2 separate regions of the Homo sapiens genome follow, and region 1 is linked to region 2. Evidence: chromatin loops called from intact Hi-C (ENCODE). Cell type or tissue: GM12878. All regions are shown on one strand. Each heading gives the region's core, and the rest is flanking DNA. Links, peaks and the distances in the headings are about the cores only.

What was found. Peaks named below come from ENCODE experiments on the same cell type or tissue, not always from the same donor. Only the 100,000 strongest peaks of a DNase experiment are listed, where the experiment ranks them.
Region 1: a loop joins it to region 2, with 4 times the contacts of the local background. A loop is called at or near these places in 2 of 110 quality-filtered maps.

The regions. Positions count from the first base shown.
Region 1 is chr18:57,777,025-57,786,784 of GRCh38, forward strand. The region is part of intron 1 of ATP8B1 (ATPase phospholipid transporting 8B1); the gene reads right to left. LOC124904310 (a long non-coding RNA gene) reads left to right here. Exons shown (of 2, transcript XR_007066388.1): 2 at 1-9,760. Among named protein-coding and RNA genes, the nearest start is that of ATP8B1, 21 kb to the right of the region's middle. In GM12878, for the core only: no CTCF peak of the experiment used is centred there; DNase peaks (open chromatin) are centred at 3,758 and 3,987.
Region 2 is chr18:57,829,599-57,839,358 of GRCh38, forward strand. It overlaps the pseudogene RSL24D1P11. Among named protein-coding and RNA genes, the nearest start is that of ATP8B1, 31 kb to the left of the region's middle. RefSeq lists a silencer at 3,179-3,473 and enhancers at 3,851-4,050, 4,091-4,180, 4,221-4,270. In GM12878, for the core only: no CTCF peak of the experiment used is centred there; DNase peaks (open chromatin) are centred at 3,983, 4,383, 8,473 and 8,813; H3K4me3 peaks cover 1,339 bases; H3K27ac peaks cover 2,605 bases.

The DNA.
Region 1 (9,760 bases), core at 707-8,706, 53 kb before region 2:
GGAGTACGGTGGTGTGATCACAGCTCACTGCAGCCTTGACCTCTTGGGCTCAAGTGATTCCTCCCACCTCAGCCTCCCATGTAGCTGGGACTATAGGCATGTGCCACCACACCCAGCTGATTTTTACATTTTTTGTAGAGATGGGATTTCGCTATGTTTCCCAGGCTAGTCTTGAACTTTTGGGTTCAAGCAATCTGCCCGGCTCAGCATCTGAAAGTGCTGGAATTACAGGTGTGAGCCACAGTGCCTAGCCAGGCTAATTTCTTATCTATTGAAAGCTGGAATCCAATGCAGGAATCCAATGCAGAAACTATGTAAGATTTCAATCTGTTATATATCTACCATCTTCCTGAGACAGGCCATTGAAAGTCAAATTCCACTGTCATTTGTTCCAGGGGAAAAAAGAAACATGAATATATATGTTTGTAAACACAAAGATGATTTCTAAAAAGATAACCAATAAACTGGTGATGGCCCGTGCCTTTGGGTAGGAGAGTTGGGTAACTGGGTTAAAAGGAGGCAGGAAAACTGACACTTTATTTTTTATTTATTTATTTATTTTGAGACAGGGTCTCACTCTGTTGCCCAAGCTGGAGTGCACCGGTGGGATCTCGGCTCACTGCAACCTCCGCCTCCCAGGCTGAAGTGATCCTCCCACCTCGGCTTCTCAAGTAGCTGGGATTACAGGCATGTGCCACCATGCCCAGCTAATTTTTTGTAGTTTTTGTACAGACAGGGTTTTGCCGTGTTGGCCAAGCTGGTTTCGAACTTCTGGGCTCAAGCGATCCTCCTACCTTGGCTTCCCAAAGTTCTGGGATTACAGGCGTGAGCCACCTTATCTGGCCAAGGCTGACACTTAATACCCTTTTGTACCTTTCGAAGGTTGTACCATTTGCATGTATTACTTATTCCAAAAATTAAATGAAAAAACAAATAATAGGTGGAACAAAACTGAAGCTTGGAAACTGTGGGAGCCCTTTATCAGGAAATAACAAACATGATGGTATCACATCTTGACTTTCCAGTGATGGTCAACAACAGAAGCATTTACCAGATAGTGAGCTCCCCACATGCAAGCGGCAACTTTAATTGTACCTTAAATCTTTGCCCTTGTATTAGTTATCTGTTGCTGCCTAACAAAATACCCCCAAATTTAGCAGTTTGAACCACAAGTATTTATAATCTCAGTTTCTTTTTCTTTTTCTTTTTTTTTTTTTTTGAGACGGAGTCTCGCTCTGTCGCCCAGGCTGGAGTGCAGTGGTGCGATCTCGGCTCACTGCAAGCTCCGCCTTCCAGGTTCACGCCATTCTCCTGCCTCAGTCTCGGGAGCAGCTGGGACTACAGGCGCCCGCCGCTACGCCCGGCTAATTTTTTGTATTTTTTTTTTAATAGAGACGGGGTTTCACCATGTTAGCCAGGATGGTCTTGAGCTCCTGACCTCGTGATCCGCCCGCCTCGCCCTCCCAAAGTGCTGGGATTACAGGCATGAGCCACCGCGCCCGGCCTATAATCTCAGTTTCAATGGATCAAGAATCTGGGTATGGCTCAGGGTCTCCTCCCAAGGCTGCAGTCAAGGTGTGAGCCAGAGCTGCAGTCACCTAAAGGTCGGCCTGGGGATGATCCACCTCCAAGCTCACTCACAGGGCTGTTGGCAGGATTCCATCCTCTTGGGCTGTTGGCCAGAGGCCAGCTCCAGTTCTTTGCCATGAATGTCTCTCCATGGGGCAGCTGGCTTCTCTTACAGTAAGTGAGAGCATGAGAGAGCATCAGCAAGAGGGAAGTGGGGTGTTTCTGTGCCCCAGCCTCAGAAGTGACATCCCATCACTGTGGCCATATTTTATTCACTAGAAGGGCATCACCAGGTCTAACCCCTGCTCAAGGGAGAGGATTTCCCAGAAACAGAAGAAATCACAAATTACACTTCACAAGAATCCTGAGATATTTTAGAAAGGTTCCAAATTTGGCCAAAAGTAGCTTAAGAAGGCTTTTATGGACCAAGCATAAGAAGTTTAGCAGGGCTGGGTGTAATGGCTCACACTTGTAATTCCAGAACTTTGGGAGGCTGAGGTGGGCAGATTGTTTGAGCCCAGGAGTTCGAGACCAGCCCAGGCAACATAGCAAAACCCCATCTCTACAAAAAATGCAAAAATTAGCTGGGCATGTGCTTGTGGTCCCAGCTACTCGGGAGGCTGAAGTGAGAGGATTGCTTGAGCCTGGGAGGTCGAGGCTACAGTGAGCTGTTACTGCACCACTGCACTCCAGCCTGGGCGACAGAGTGATACCCTCCCTCAGAAAAAAAAAAGGAAGAAGAAGAAGGAGAAGGAGAAGAAGAAAGAAGTGTAGCAGCAGAGAGAAATTACTTCACTCAAACCAGCATTGAGAGAGGCAGAGAATTAGGAGCACTCACAGGCAGAGCTGAAAGGCTCCCAGAAGGGGCAAAAATAAAATGTAAAATTAACCTTTGAAATCCAAAGTTGGTATCAGGTATAGCCTAATGTTCACTTTTTAATTTTAGCAACACCGAACATGGTATTTCTACCTTATTTTTAGTATAATTATCCATTCTTAACTTGTGTAATGAAAGAAAAAATAGGGGCGGGCATGGCGGCTCACGCCTGTAATCCCAGCACTTTGGGAGGCCGAGGCGGGTAGGTCACGAGGTCAGCACTTCGAGACCAGCCCAACCAACATGGTGAAACCCCGTCTCTACTAAAAACACAAAAAAATTAGCTGGGCGTGGTGGCGGGTGCCTGTAATCCCAGTGACTTGGGAGGCTGAGGCAGAATTGCTTGAAAACTGGAAGACAGAGGTTGCAGTGAGCCGAGATTTCCCACTGCACTCCAGCCTGGGAAATAAGAGCAAAACTCCGTCTCAAAAAAAAAAAAAAGAGAAAGAAAGAAAAAATAACAAAAATAACATAGGTAAATTAACAGTTATAATATTAAACAGTCTCTTTTGGCTAAACCTGTTATAAATCACCACGGCATATAAATGTTAGAGCTTAGATGCTGAATAAACCAACTGGCCTTGAAGCCCACATTTCTAATTCTCATAACAGATTTATTATGAATCTCAAATTTCACAAATTTGTCTGTCTGTGTAAAATTGTTTTGGAAGATGTCAATAAATGTAGAGGAATGTTTAAAATCTGAAGTTGGAAAAAGGTAAAGCAAACATTAGTTTTTAATCTTTTGCTCACTTGAGTAAATCCTTGAAAGGATTAAAAAATATCCAACTTGTGAAATTTGTTTAAAGTCCTTTTAAAATAAAAATGCATAAATGTATAATTACTCTAAACCTAACTGAAGACTTTATAGAATTCACCCAATTTGAAAACAGGTCTTCTGGCCTGTTTCCCAAGTCATTATGCACAGCTGTGGGAAACATCCTGTTGTATGTTTACATATATTAACAGCTTCAGGAATTTCACAATTAAAACTATGGTGGGCTGGTTTCCAATTCAGGCAGCTGGGTGAGGGGGTGTGGAGAGCAGGCAAACCAGAAATAAAAACAAGCTTCTTGAAAGATGGGGGAAAGGAAATCGTAACTACTTAGTAATCAGGAGTCCATATAGTTTGCCAGTTCTACTAAACGCTGGAGGGATTTCATTTAAACCCTAAGAAATACACTTGTTCAATCATTTTGCAGCCTTCAAAATCTCTCAGTTGGCTTCAACCAAGAGGTTGCCTGATGGAGGTAATATTGTACACGATATGTAAAAAACTTTTATTTTTTTCTGTGGACAGTTTCACCCCAACAGAAGGAAGCTGTGGTTTCACCTTTCTCTCTTTTGTTTTTCCAGCATGCCTGCCCCTCGTCCTGACATAACTGATTAGGAAATGATTTCTAAATGGTCAAGAGTCCAGCCTCGATAGCCACTTCTCTGATTCCAACAGAATTTCTACAGAAGACAATTTCCTTGTCTCAGCAAGGTATGTATGATATATGTGGCCTGGCCAGGCCGGCTGCTCAAACAGAGCTGTGTTTGGGTCAGCCCACTGTTTAAAATGTTAAAATCAGACATGAAGACCATTCACATAACCACTGCTGGTCAGATATGAGTCATCTCCAAGAACACCAAAAAAGGAAGCATTAAATGCTGATTGGTCTCCTTCAAAATCACTTGGGAAACTCCAGAAAGGGAAGGGATAAAACACAGGAACTTCTACTTCTTCAAAGTCTCCCGAGGTGATTTTTAATACTCAGAAGTTGGGACTGAGTTCCTGATCTAGGTTGAAGTGTAATGTGAATTCCATTCTTGCCAGTAGGTGCGTTATTTTAATCATTATCTTTATTCTTGAGACTGTTTCACTCCATCTGGAGACAGCTTTGTTGAGTTTTGGCAACACTGCAGAGTTGTTAAAATCATAAAACAGAACCACCTGTTTTTGAGCTATATGGGTTATTAGAAAAAATATCCAAAATTCTTTATTTTTACAAGAGGAATCCAGAGCTCAGAAAGATTAGGGGAGGTGTGAGTGCTGAACTTGTATTTAGTCTCCCTGGGCCTCAGTGTCCCCATCTGTAAAGTGAAAATTAATATATTCATTAATTGATCAGTTATTGAATGCCTACTAGGTTGTGGACTCCAGGGATGAAGAAGATACGTGATCTCTCACTATAACTTAAATCCTAACACAGACTGTTACAGTTCAATATGGGAAACATAGGTGGGTGCAGTGGCTCGCACCAGTAATTCCAGTACTTTGGGAGGCCGAGATGGGAGGATAGCTTGATGTTGATGCCAGGAGTTTGAGACCAGCCTGAACAACATAAGGATACCCCTGTCTCTACAAAAGAAGAAATTTTAATTAGCCAGGCATAGTGGCACACACCTGTAGTCCTAGCCACTCAGGAGGCTGAGGCTGGAGGATGGCCTGAGTCCAGAAGTTTAAAGCTGCAGTGAGCTGTGTATGATCAGGCCACTGCACTCCAACCTGGGCAACAGAGCGAGAACCCATCTCTAAAAACCAGTAATAATAATATTTAAAATACAGTAAATGCCAGGAGAAGACAATATGCTCAGGTTGCAGTGGGAGCTTGGCAAAACCATACCTAACCCAGCCTGGGAAGCACATGGGAGGCCTCTGCCATAGGGCAGAAAGCTGCTGCAGTGAAATCCATTTAATTGGAGAATGGAGCAGAAAGGGCAGAAGATGCAAAGAAGCCCTGCTGTCTATAGAATTTGCGAAAATAAGATGAAGCAATAGTTTGCCAGCAGCAAATAACTACACAGATATGAGCTATGAAATTAAGTAAGACTCATCAAGGCCACCCACAGCTGCTGCGTTGCAGACGCCAATCCAGCATCCTTACGTTACACCATTCATTTATTTCAATCATTTTCCCCATAGGTTTATATCTAGACATTTCCATAAACCCAAGTAAATTTTTTATTATGCGTGTAGGCATCCTATAAAGAGTAGACTCTTACATTGTCTACTTTCCAAGCCATTCTCTGTCTTGACTACGCATGAGAGAATCAGCCAGGTTTATCCCAGACTGGCTAATAAGACTCTGGCAAGGAGAACTCAGGCATCAATGTTTTTGATGCTTCCCAGGTGAACTTGAGAATCTCATTTATCAAAAAGTCAAGAATGAATGGTGCGCACACACACAGACAAAAAATTCTTCAGTCACCTCTGGTTTATGCATTTTTAGAAAGGCTCCAGATAATATGAAATCTATTTGTTTGAGCCTTGACTATAATATGATTCTTTTAGGAAAACAGATTTACTGTCTAAATGATACCTGGCTCAGATTAATTCTAGTTTGTCTCTTTTTTTTTTTTTTTTTTTTTTTTTTTGAGACAGAGTCTCACTCTTGTTGCCTAGGCTAAAGTGCAATGGTGCAATCCTGGCTCACTGCAAACTCGCCTCCTGGGTTCAAGCAATTCTCGTGGCTCAACCTCCCGAGTAGCTGGGATTACAGGCACCCACCACCATGCCCAGCTAATTTTTTTATTTTTAGTAGCGACAGGGTTTCACCATGTTGGTCTGGCTGGTCTCAAACTCCTGAGCTCAAGTGATCTGCCTGCCTCAGCCTCCCAAAGTGCTGGGATTACAGGCGTGAGCCACGGTGCCCGGCCTAGTTTGTCTTTTCTAAAGATGCACTGGCTGAAGGGAGGCGGGGACGTTCCTAGAAGTATGATGGGTGACAGAGAACACACTATTCAGGTTAAGAATGCTCTACAGAGAGACTATAAAGTAGAAACTGTAAAGATTACAGGGGAAAGAGGGCATCTGATGGAACGCAGGCATGGATAAGATAATATTTATATATCTTTATGTTTAACAAAAGTTCTAACATGCTTACTGTGGTCCTTTGAAACTGATGACAGGCACACAACAGGGTGGACACATATGGTTTAACAAACAAGTCTTTTTTATGTATTTATTTCCTTTAATAATATAGAAAGACTGTGGGGAATAAGAACTTTAAAAATATCGAATATGCCTGGTAGATGCTGCCTTAAGTGAAGCAAGACTCCTGATATTCACAAGAAGAGACAATATAAAAGGAAATTGAAGACCGGGCATAGTGGCTCATACCTGCAATCCCAGCAATTTGGGAGGCCAAGGCAGGTGGATCACTTGAGGTCAGGAGTTCAAAACCAGCCTGGCCAACATAGTGAAACCCTATCTCCACTAAAAATACAAAAATTAGCCAGGCATGGTGGCACGCGCTTGTAATCCCAGCTACTCAGGTGGCTGAGGCAGGAAAATTGCTTGAACTGGGAGGCAGAGGTTGCAGTGAGCTGAGATCGCGCCACTGAACTCCAGCCTGGGTGGCAGAGTGAGACCCCGTCTTAAAAAAAAAATAAAAATAATAAAGGAAATTAAGCATTGAAGAAAACACAGAAGCCGTCTCCTCTACCATACATCGAAGGGCGCATGGTGACAGAGCTGTTGTCATTTCAACAGTATTTCTGGGCTTCCCCTGTTCTCTACATCCTTGCTACTTGAAAAAGAAAGAGTGAGCAGAGGACATAACTCAGGAGGGACTCCTACTTTAATTTTTACTGGGGTGGGCAGAGACTACGCTGAAGAAATGACATTTGGGCCAAAAGGCAAAAGATAAGGAGCCTTTCAGAGGAAGAGCTTTTCAAGCGAGAAAGCAGCAAATCTGAAGTTCCTGGGACAGGAAGGGACTCGTCATGCTTCAGAAACTGAAGGAGAAAAAGAATGGAATTTGCAGGGGGAAGCCGGGGTCAGGGCGGGCTGGGCATAGAGAGCTGTGGAGAGAAGGTAGCTGTTGTTAAAACCACAGCATGAGCTACTGCAAGGGTTGGCAGGATCTGAGTGGGTGCTCTGGTTTGGAAGGGGCAGGGTAGAAGTGTAGCCCTCATGTAAGAAGGCTACTGGAATGGTCCAGGAGAGGGAGGATGACAGCTTGAACCTCGCGGATGGCAGCGGAGATAGAGGTTATCAGGTGGAGTCAAGGTCTTCCAGAGGTAGAAGCAACAGGCCTTGGAGACGGATTGGAAATGAAAGCAGGGTGCAGTCTGGAAGAGAAAGGGGTCAGAGATCAAGTCCAGGCTTAAGCCAGAAGGCTTAAGCACCAGCTAGAGGGGTATCATCTTCTCAACTGATGTCAGAGTTCAATGCTCGAGGTGCTGTGTTTAGGGGCATGCAGGAGAGTATTATGAAACGTGCAGGAGAGTATTATGAAACGTGCCTATGACTAAGTCCTGCGAAACCGTAGCATTTTAAGAGGACTCCTACCCGTGGTTTAGGGTAGAATTCCTCAGCCTCAACCCTAGTGACGTTTTGGGTAAGATACTTCTTTGTTGTAGAGGCTGAGCTGCATATTGTAGGATATTTAGAAGTATCCCTGGCCTTGACCACTGGACGCTTGTAGCATCCTGAATTGTGACAACTTAAAATGTTCCCCAGGGAGCAAAAGTCACATCTGGTTGACTAAGTTAAGTATACTTTTACAAAGTCTTTAATAAACTGGTGCCGGTCTTCTGTCTCAAAAAGTTCACGGGCAGGCCAGAGTAAGAGCTTCACAAATCATTTCAATTTTCTCATGTTCCGGCTTTGTTGACAAGCACCTAAAATTGACTTTAAAAAACCAGACCTAGTATTAAGGTGGATGCTGCCTCATCGAATTAGAAAACAATTGGAGTTATACTAACCCCAAAATACACAAGATCTTGAAAAATCTTTATCCTTTGTCTTTTGACAACAACATAAACCCAAAATAGAGCAGTGAGTGGATATAGGTGTTAGCTGGATTTTCCCCTGTATGTAAATATTTCATAGCTCAGAGTTATGGGATGGTGTTTATTTCAAATAACATTTGTAAAAATATCTCTAACCCAAACCAAAATGCCATAAGAGTCCTTTTTTTCCTAAGTAGATGCTTAAAACAAATTCCCGATATTTTTGTTGCATTTCCAAAGTATGGCAGTAAGTATCAAAAGTTAGTGCAAAAATCTTTAAATATCTATTTTTGTTGTTGTTGTTGTTTTGTCTCGTTCTGTTTTGTTTTTTTGAGACGGAGTCTCGCTCTGTTGCCCAGGCTGGAGTGCAGTGGTGCAATCTCAGCTCTCTGCAAGCTCCACCTCCAGGGTTCAAGTGACTCTCCTGCCTCAGCCTCCTGAGTAGCTGGGATTACAGGCGCGTGCCACCATGCCCAGCTAATTTTTGTATTTTTAGTAGAGATGGGGTTTCACCATGTTGGCCAGTCTGGTCTCAAACTCCTCACCTCAAGTGATCCACATGCCTCAGCCTCCCAAAGTGTTGGGATTACAGGCATGAGCCACCGTACCTGGCCGTAAGTATCTATTTGTGTTTGTGACTATTATACTAAGTTATGAAGTCCAAGAAAGAACTTGGTTATTCTCCTCTGGCAGCTTAGTGAAGGAGTAAAAGCCATAAAATTCACTTAATTAGGCCACGGTGGATTCTTTTCATTGTAGAGTCACTATAAAAACAGCCAACAATTATTGGTTCGATGTTGTTCAATGGCCTTCTCTCTCATAAAACATGTGTCTAATAACGGCAGCTAATGCTAGTACCTATCAGTGTGGAAAGGCATGTTTCTGACTTTACTATTTAATGTGTAATTATAGAACAGGTGCTACAATTTAAGAACTGCGCTGGGGGCTGAGCTACAACATGAGTCTTGCCAAGGTGCTATTCTCACCAAGGTGGCCACTAGTGTAAACACAGACAAATAGACCAGCAATGACAATATAGCTCAGGGATGCCACACCCCTAGGCCCACATCTGTCCTGCTTCTCACCTGCTCAAGGTGACAGGACTAAGGAATCCTAACACACCTTTGCTGCCGTGGCTGGACATCACTTCAGAATCCAGCTCGTCAAAAGCCTCTCAGCCAGGGATTCTCAATCTGGAGCAGGCATCAGAATCACCTGGAAGTTTTATTAGGACACTGATTGCTGGGTCTTAACCCCAGAGCTTCTGAGTCAGTGACTCTAGAGTGCAGCCCCCAGTCATGCTGATGTTGCTGGTCCAGGGACCATACTTTGAAAACCAGTGTCTAGGCAACCACCACTGATCAAGCCACATCTGATATAAAAGCTAGCTACCATCTCCGAGATGGTACCACCTATGCTAAGATGAGAATGTACAGGGAACCACTAGAACAAAGGAAGAGTCCCTCACTTTGGTCTGGGAAAGACAAGGAATCAGGAAATCTTCCAGGAGGAGGTAGCACCTCAAGTGATCCACCCATCTCGGCCTCCCAAAGTGCTGGGATTACAGGCGTGAGCCACTGTGCCCAGCCAAGC
Region 2 (9,760 bases), core at 1,263-9,262:
TCAAAGCATAATTAGCCAGTACAGCTCTATAAATAACACATCATAGTTTTTAGCAATTTGCCATCAATGATCGCTACAAACCCAACATTAATACATAAGTGAATATATATCTGAGTAAATTAGTATATATGATTTTGCTTTTATGCTATTGGAAATAACATCTGTTGTTACTATTTGGTTGACTATCACTGCTATTTTTGGAAAAAAACAAGTCTTTTCTTGACAAAAATAGTCCAGTAAATCTTGTGTCACCATCAGTAAATTAAGGTAAAAAATACAGAAAACCAGGCACAGTGGCTCACACCTGTAGTCCCAACACTTTGGGAGGCCGAGACGGGCGGATCACCTGATGCCAGGAGTTTGAGACCAGCCTGCTCAACATGGCGAAACCCCGTCTCTACTAAAAACACAAAAATTAGCCGGGCGTGGTGGCCTGTGCCCGTAATCCCAGCTACTCGGGAGGCTGAGGCAGGAGAATCACTTGAACCAGGGAGTCGGAGGTTGCAGTTAGCCAAGATTGTGCCACTGCACTCCAGCCTGGACGAGAGTGAGATTTCATCTCAAAAAAAAAAAAAAAAAGCAAAAACAAAATACAGAATACAAAATTGTCTTTACAACTAATAATGCTAAACTATAAATTGAAAGGCAAGCCTAATTAAGGGCTAAAATTACGATAATGTAATAAATTATGAAAATGTATGTGTGGTCCTAACATGCACGACTAGGATGTAGTGCACTCTACATGACTCAGCACCTGAATTCAAAGCCCCCCAAACTCATCTATACCCCGGTCAGTGAGACAAGTCACTGTCTTGGATATTGCAGCAAATTCTAGATGTGCACCTTCAAAATTTCTGGGCTCAACTCATGGCCAAATGGCAGCAAACTGTTCACAGACAAACTCCGGTCTGTTTGCCTCACTTGGAGTAGCACCGTTTTAAAATGGCAGGGATTGAATCTTGATAGAGGTGACATTTGAGCAGAAACTTGAAAGAAGGGAGGCTACCCGTCTTATTCATATTTGGGGGAAGGCAGTGTAGGTAGTAGGGCCAGCAGGTGTAAACTTCTTCCTCAGGCAGAAACATGCTTGTGTGCTTTAGAAGTAGCCACCGGGGCAGCGTGGTGGCCGCAGAGTGGAGAAGGGGCAGGGCCACGTGGGATGAGGTTGGAGACAGTGGGCAGGGGCTAGATGACACTGGCTTTGTAGTCAAGATAACAACTTTTGGGCCAGGCGCGGTGGCTCACGCCTGTAATCCCAGCACATTGGGAGGCCAAGGTGGGTGGATCACCTGAGGTCAGGAGTTCGAAACCAGCCTGCCCAACATGGTGAAACCCTGTCTCTACTAAAAATACAAAAATTAGCCGGGCATGGTGGCACATGCCTGTAATCCCAGCTACTTGGGAGGCCAAGCCACGAGAATCGCTTGAACCCAGGAGGCAGAGGTTGCAGTGAACCGAGATAGTGCCATTGCACTCTAGCCTGGGCAACAGAGTGAGACTCTCTCTCAAAAACAACAAAAAAACCCCTTTTGATTTTGCTCGGAGTGGGGGATTTGAGATGGGGAGTGACATGTTCAGGTAAGTAATTTACTCCCAAATTAAACTTCCCAGGATTACCCACAATTCCCCTGCATATGGCAAATCTTGCAGTAGATCAGGAGGGTCTAGGGTCAAGAGGATGAAGCAAACGCCACTGAAGCGGCTACGTTGTCTGGGGTATAAACCCGGGGTTCGGCCGGGCATGGTGGCTCACACCTGTAATCCCAGCACTTTGGGAGGCCAAAGCGAGTGGATCACCTAAGGTTGGGAGTTTGAGACCAGCCTGACCAACATGGAGAAACTCCGTCTCTACTAAAAATACAAAATTAGCCTGGTGTGGCGGCGCATGCCTGTATTCCCAGCTACTTGTGAGGCTGAGGCAAGAGAATCACTTGAACTTGGAAGGCTGAGGCTGCGGTGAGCCGAGATTGCACCATTGAACTCCAACCTGGGAAACAAGAGCGAAATTCCATCTCAAACAAAACAAAACAAAACAAAAAAACCCGGGGTTCATTGTCGGGTACCAGAGTAATTTAGGACACAGACACACAGGAGGAGTTTAGGGGTGGAGGTTTAACAGTTAGAAGAGAAGAGAAAGAAAAACAGCTTCCTCTTAAAGGAAGTGTGTCTGGAGTTGGTTCCTGCCAGTGGGTTTGTGGTCTCGCTGACTTCAAGAATGGAGCCATGGACCTTTGCAGTGTTAGAACTCTTGAAGATGGCACGGACCCAAAGAGTGAACAGCAGCAAGATTTATTGTGAAGAGCTAAAGAACAAAGCATCCACAGCGTTGATGGGGACCCGAGGCGGGTTACTGCTGCTGGCTGGGGGGTGGCCAGCTTTTATTCCCTTATTTGTCCCCTCCCATGTTCTGTTTCTGTCCTGTCAGAGTGCCCTTTTTTCAATCCTCCCCGCGATTGCCTACTTTTAGACTCCTGCCGATGGTTGCATTTTACAGAGCACTGATTGGTGCATTTTACAATCCTCTTGCTCACTACAGAGTGCTGATTGGTGCATTTTTACAGAGCACTGATTGGTGTATTTTACAATCCTCTTACTAGCTACAGAATGCTGATTGGTGCATTTTACAATCCTCTTCTAAGACAGAAAAGTTCTCCAAGTCCCCACTCGACCCAGGAAGTCCAGCTGGCTTCACCTCTCAGAAGGAGTCTCTGAGCAGAAAGGACCAGCTGGTGGAGAACGCACCGAGTTTTATAGTCCAGTTTGAGGAGGTGTTGTCTGATTTACTAGGCCTCACAGATTGGTTCCATCATGTATGACATTTACAAAGCTCTCTGGGAAGGCTTGTCGCCCTACCCTAATCTTCTTATGCAAATGGACTTTCCAGTTGATGGGGGCCATATTATCTGCTTCTTACCGTACACGTGGCTGGCAGAGAAGGCAAGATGGAGCCACCATCTTGAAAAGGTCTAGTCCTTAGTTCCTGCTGGCATTCATCTGTGCAGCAAGCTGCCAGCTTGCTTGTCTATGTCTGCAGCTCAACTTTTATCAGCTGCTCTTTGTTAGAAAATTATTTGGGGCTGCTTTTCATTAAAAGGAAAGCCCTACCAAGGACTCCCATGCCCTTGCTATCTCCCTAAGTAATTCCTTTTTACCTCCTATATCACCACAAGCCAGCTTTCCTGGGAGTCCCCTAGTTTCTCTCCAGGCCCTAGGTCACTTCCTATCACCACTGAATCTGTCAGCATCTTTTTGGTGCACTCAGGCCTCCTGGCTCTCCTCCTCAGTATAGCCTTGAATTAATCACCAACTTATCACATAGTGAACAGATGTAGCCTTTTCCAAATCACTCAGGGTCTTCATTCTGAACCCAAATCACCACTCTGTGCTTTAAAATATCTCTCCCTTGCAGTTTGGTGTGGGTGTAGGACTACATTCTGGCCAATGGAGCTTGAGCAGAAGTGATACATGCAACTTTCAAGTCATGCCCCGTGCCCGTTCTTTTCTTTCTGCAGGAGGGAATACAGATGAATTGGCAGGATCAGGAGCAGCCATGTTGCACCAAGAGAAGATGAAAAAAGCATATGTTGCAGATTGCAAAGTAACTAGGTAAGCATTTGAGTCCCTAAAACTATTCCTGGTATGACTGGTAGCGGCATACTAGCTTGGACTTTTTTGTGTCAGAGAAATAAACCTTCATCTCACTTAAATCAGTATTATTTGGGGCCACTCTCTCTGTAGTAGGAGTGAAACTAGTATCCTAACTAATTTAACTGTCAAAAGAAAAAAAAATATGAGGCGAGAAAATAAGGAATCAAGAAACAAAAGTCAAGTTTTACTCACTTCATAGCTTGGCTCAAAAGCAACTTTAAATATGTGAGAAATGCAACAAATGATAATCATGCATACAGAGAAATTCCTCAAGTGACAAATGCTTTTACTTTCATTTCCTTTCTTGAAAATTGACAGAGTAAGATTCAGATGCATGTACTGACACTCACGTCAGTAACATCGGCTCAGGTTAGACTTTGGTCGTCTTATCCTTCGACTACCTAAGGGACTCATGGCCAGTATATTTTACAACCCCCAGTGCCAGTTACTGAATTCTCACCTGAGAATGAATTCCCTAAGTCTGTAATGTTTCATCATCTTGCAACACAGATAAGCCTGTGTTTAGAGCAGGCTTTTCCATATGAGTCCCTCCTCTTTCACACTGGGGCTGAGTAGAAGGTGATTGACCTGCCTGAGACTTTATCAGTTTGGAGTTCATGTTCCATGTGGTGTTGGAGGGAGCAATGGAGGCTGTGAAATCAGACATCCTGCTTTTTGACAGGGTTGTTTGATGACTCACCCAAGCCATTTTTTATTCTCGGTGCATATTCTAGTTTCCCTTCTCCCGACAGTAGCCTGATGCACCTGTGCTTGCACTGTCCTTAAGCCTGTTGCTATTGTTATGTGGTGTCACTGAGCCCAACACTGCGTGCGTGTGTGTGTGTGTGTGTGTGTGTGTGTGTGTTGAAAGGGGTAGGAAAGTGAGGATGATTTTCAACCATTAAACCCTTAAGGGGCCATCTTCTGAAGCCTGGCATCATCATTTTTGTTCTCAAGAACATTTAAGTCAAAAATAACAAGGTTCCTTTTGCTCATCTTCAAATTATTTTACTTGTTTGATCCAACTGCTAACTAGAAGGTGAATTCTTTCTGCTGTCATTTCATAATTCTAGTGTATTAAAAAGAGATGGGGGCTGGGCACGGTGGCTCATGCCTGTAATCCCAGCACTTTGGGAGGTCAAGGTGGGAGGATCACTTGAGGCCAGGAGTTCAAGACCAGCCTGAGCAACATAGCAAGGCCTCCTACAAAAAATTTTAAAAATTAGCTGGGCATGGTGACACCCACCTGTAGTCCCAGCTGCTTGGGAGGCTGAGGCAGGAGGATTGCTTGAGCCCAGGAGTTTAAGGTTGCAATGAGCTTCAAGTTTTTATACCTTCAATCATACCATTTGTGGCTTAGGAACCCCTAATATATTACATGGAGGGTAATGTAGACACCAAGAAAATGATTGAAAACAATTTATGCCTAAATACATTTGTATTCTTCTTTAGAGAAACCTAGTAGACAAACTAAAAGCTACTAAGCAAATAAATCAAGGTACTGTATTTTACAAAATGACTCAATTTATGCATCATTTAAAGAGTGTGGATCCCTTGGGAACTTTAAACATGGTTGCATTAGTTAAACAGTTGCTTCATTCAGATCCCTCTAGGAACTTGGGCAGCACAAGGGAAGGGGGGCCTCTGTTCCTACTGTGTGGTCCTGGTGATCTGTGTAGGTATCTTCTTTTACCGGGTTAAGTGATAAAAACGGTGTCTTGTGCTCTTTTATCCAAGTCCAAGGAGCATCTTTGTGGGTGTGGGGTTGCAATTATACCTTTCCTCCCTGGGCTGAATCCACAAAGAAGAAGAGAAAAATAACATTTCTGGAGACCTGGCCAAGCCCTGGAATAAAATGGTTGCCTGAGAGAAACTGCAAGTTTGGGAGGCGGGGACTCTTTTCATTGTAACCAAGAGTGGAGTCCTCCATTTCTTTTTCTTTTTTCTTTTTCTTTTTTTTTTTTTTTTTTTTTTTTTGAGACGGAGTCTCACTCTGTCGCCTAGGCTGGAGTGCAATGGCTCAATCTCGGCTCTCTGCAACGTCTGCCTCCTGGGTTCAAGCTATTCTCCTGCCTCAGCCTCTCAAGTAGCTGGGATTACAGGCGCTTGCCACCAGGCCCAGCTAATTTTTTGTATTTTTAGTAGAGATAAGGTTTCACCATGTTGGCCAGGCTGGTCTCGAACTCTTGACATCAGGTGACCCACCCACCTTGGCCTCCCAAAGTGCTGGGATTACAGGTGTGAGCCACCGCGCCCGGCCTCCTCCATTTCTTTTACTTTCCTTTAGTCAATAATGGAGACAGTGAAGGCATAAAAGTGTTCATGCTAAAGACCATTTTGAAAATCCAGCCACTTCCTGTCTGTTACACTCCAGCTGCCTATGTCCTCATCGTGTAATGGGAGGGTCACTCTAGAAGAGGAATGGGCCACCGACTGTCTAATGTGACCATCCTCCTGCTGAACTTGGGGAAAATGTCACTTTTTGCTCTGAACCCAGACCTAACCTCTGGATCTTGCTCTATGCCATGCTCCAGAAAGCCACCACTATCAATGTGAGTTGCCACAAAAATTCAATTTTTTGTTTAATAGACTTAGGATCTTCAGTGAAACTTATGGCCATCCCCAGTGGTCACTTCCATCTCTAACATCTCACGACTTTATGAAAATAAAACAACCAGCTATCATCAGGGAGAGAACACAGAGTTAGGAGTTAGTGGATAAGGGTGAGGGTCATGGGTGAGTTACTTCCCTTCTCAAGCCCCCTACTCTCTCCTTCAGATCTACATGTTACTGTCTCAGGCCAGGTTCCCTGACCATCCTGTTTGCAGTGACAACTGTTGCCCCCCACCTCTAAGTACTCCCTACCCCACTTCCCGTTTTATATCTGATCATTAGCATTTGTGATGGTTAATTTTATGTTTCATCTTGACTGGGTCATGGGGTTCCCAGATACTTGGCAAAACGTCATTTCCAATTCTGTCTATGAGTGGATCACCCTCCTCAATGGGCTGTTGAGGGCTTTAAGGCAGAGGAAGGGAGAATTTGGCCTTTTTTTTTTGGAGACAGAGTCTCACTCTGTCACCCGGGCTGGAGTGCAGTGGTGCGATCTTAACTCACTGCAACCTCTGCCTCCCAGGTTCAAGCGATTCTCCCGCCTCAGCCTCCCAAATAGCTGGGATTACAGGCACATGCCACCATGCCCAGCTAATTTTTGTATTTTTAGTAGAGATGGGGTTTCACCATATTGGCCAGGCTGGTCTCAAACTCCTGAGCTCAAGTGATCCACTTGCCTCGGCCCCCTAAAGTGCTGGGATTACAGGCGTGAGCCACCTCGCCCAGCCCTGAATTTGGTCCTTCTTTTCTGCCAGATGACTTGAGCTGGAATATCACTCTCTCCTTCCCTCAGACTGCAGTTTACATCATCAGCTCCCCTGGTTCTCAGGCCTTTGGACTCAGATTGAATGATACCCCTGGCTTTCCCCAGCTGCCAGCTTGCAGATGGCAGATGGTGGGACTTCTCGGCCTCCACAATCACATAAGCCAATTCCTTATGATAACTCTCCTTCTCTTTCTCTCCTCTCCCCTCTCTATTTTGAGCTGATTATTTTGGGAAACTGCAACCACAGGAGAAGCTCTGAAAACAGAGTGGAAGTTACCTTATCATCCACATTACCCCAGGAGGACAGGATGACTCTAAGTCACTGGAGACAGTTATCCTTTATTGATGGAGAAGGCACTGACTTAAATCTCCATAACAAATCTTACTCTTATTTGCCAGTTTTTCCTGAGCATAATCAACTTTCCCTACACCCTTCTTTTTGTTTCAGCAGACATGGCATTTAAGTGTGAGTTCAAAGCCACCTCTTTGAAATTTACCAATTTCTCTGGGTATCTCCCTGTATACTACACGAGGTATACATGTTAATAATCTTCTGTTTATTTGTCTCTTTTTAATCTGTTTTTTGTTACAGTGGCCCATCCCAACTAAGAATTATGAAAGATTGAGAGAAAATTATCTATTTCCCTACATTTATAGTAATGTAAATAGCATAGCCACTCTGGAAAATATCAGTTTCTTAAAAAGCTAAACACTTGGCCAGGCACAGTGGCTCACATCTGTAATCCTAACACCTTGGGAGGCCAAGGCGGGCAGATCACCTGAGGTCAGGGGTTTGAGACCAGGCTGGCCAACATGTCAAAACCCCGTCACTACTAAAAAATACAAAAATTAGCTGGGAGTGATGGCAGGCGCCAATAATCCCAGCCATTCAGGAGGCTGAGGCAGGAGAATGGCTTGAACCTCGGAGGCGGAGGTTGCAGGGGGCAAAGATCGCGTCACTGCACTTCAGCCTGGGCGGCAGAGCAAGACTCTGTCTCAAAAAAAAAAAAAAAAAAAATAGGCCAGGCACAGTGGCTCAAGCCTGTAATCCCAGCACTTTGGGAGGCCGAGGTGGGCAGATCACGAGGTCAGGAGATCGAGACCATCCTGGCTAACACGGTGAAACCCCCTCTCTACTAAAAATACAAAAAATCAGCCGGGCGCAGTGGCAGGCGCCTATAGTCCCAGCTACTTGGGAGGCTGAGGCAGGAGAATGGCATGAACCCGGGAGGCGGAGCTTGCAGTGAGCCGAGATTGCGCCACTGCACTCCAGCCTAGGCGACAGAGCGAGACTCCGTCTCAAAAGAAAAAAAAAAATTCTGATCCCCGAATGCTCAGGGAGACTGATTTGAGTAATAATGAAACTCTGGTCTCCCACACAGACAGCTCTGCATGAATGACTCTTTCTCTGTAGAAATTCCCCTATCTTGATAAAACAGCTCTGTCTAGGCAGTGAGCAGGGTGAACCCGCTGGGCAGTTACAGCATGAGGCAGCCTTGTAGTGATGGCACAGTTGTGTATCTCGATTGTGTTGGTGGTTACAGGAAGCTACACTCGTAATAAGATTGTATAGAAGTACACACGTGTGTGCTTATAAAAACAATGAAATCTGAATCAGCTCTGTGGAGCATTTCAATGTCAATTTCCTGATTTTGATTTTGTACTGTAATTATTCAAGATGTTACCACCACTGAAGGAGGCTAGGTATAGGGTACACTGGGCCTCCCTGTACACTTTCTTTGAACCTTCTGGTGACTCTATCATTATTTCAAAATGAAAAGTCAAAAAAGAAATTGTAGTTGGGCTCTCAAGCTTAGCGTGTGGTCAGTGGGGAACCACACGGGTTCAACATGCGCATCGAGAAGTGTTATTTCTGTTCGGGGCCCATCTACCCTGGCTATGACATGTTGTTCATCCACAACGATTGCAAAGTGTTCGGATTTTGTAAATCTAAATGTCATAAACACTTTAAAAAGAAGTGCAATCCTCGCAAAGTTAGGCGGACCAAACCATTCCAGAAAGCAGCTGGTAAAGAGCTTACAGTAGATAATTCATTTGAATTTGACAAACATAGAAATGAACTTATCAAATACCAGCGAGAGCTATGGAATAAAACTATTGATGCAATGAAGAGAGTTGAAGAGATCAAACAGAAACACCAAGCTAAATTTATAATGAACAGATTGAAGAAAAATAAAGAGCTACAGAAAGTTCAGGATATCAAAGAAGTCAAGCAAAGCATCCATCTTACCCAAGCCCGTCTTGCAGGCAAAGGGAAGGAGTTGGAAGAGAAAATGGTACAGCAGTTACAACAGGATGTGGACATGAAGATGCTTCTTAAACATTTCTGTAACCATTTATTTTATGGACATTTGAAAATGCCCTTTGGAGACTTGGAACTGCTAAATTATTAGTTTATTTTTTACATAAGTTCATTTAAATGAAAAGTGATTAAAATATATCTCTCCTACACTGCCATCTACAAAACACAAGATATTACGGATGTTAGATTGCATCTCAGTATTAAATCTTCACTGATATGTGTACTTATGTAAATCACGAAAATTCTACTTATAACTGTAGAAGTGAATTGTGGACGTAAAATGGTTATGTCATCTGGATAATGGACTAGACAGCATTTGTATAATCACTAATGGCAAAAAATCATGGCTAGTGATGTATAAAATAAAATATTCTTTGCAGTAAAATATTCACTTTATTAATGTTATAGAA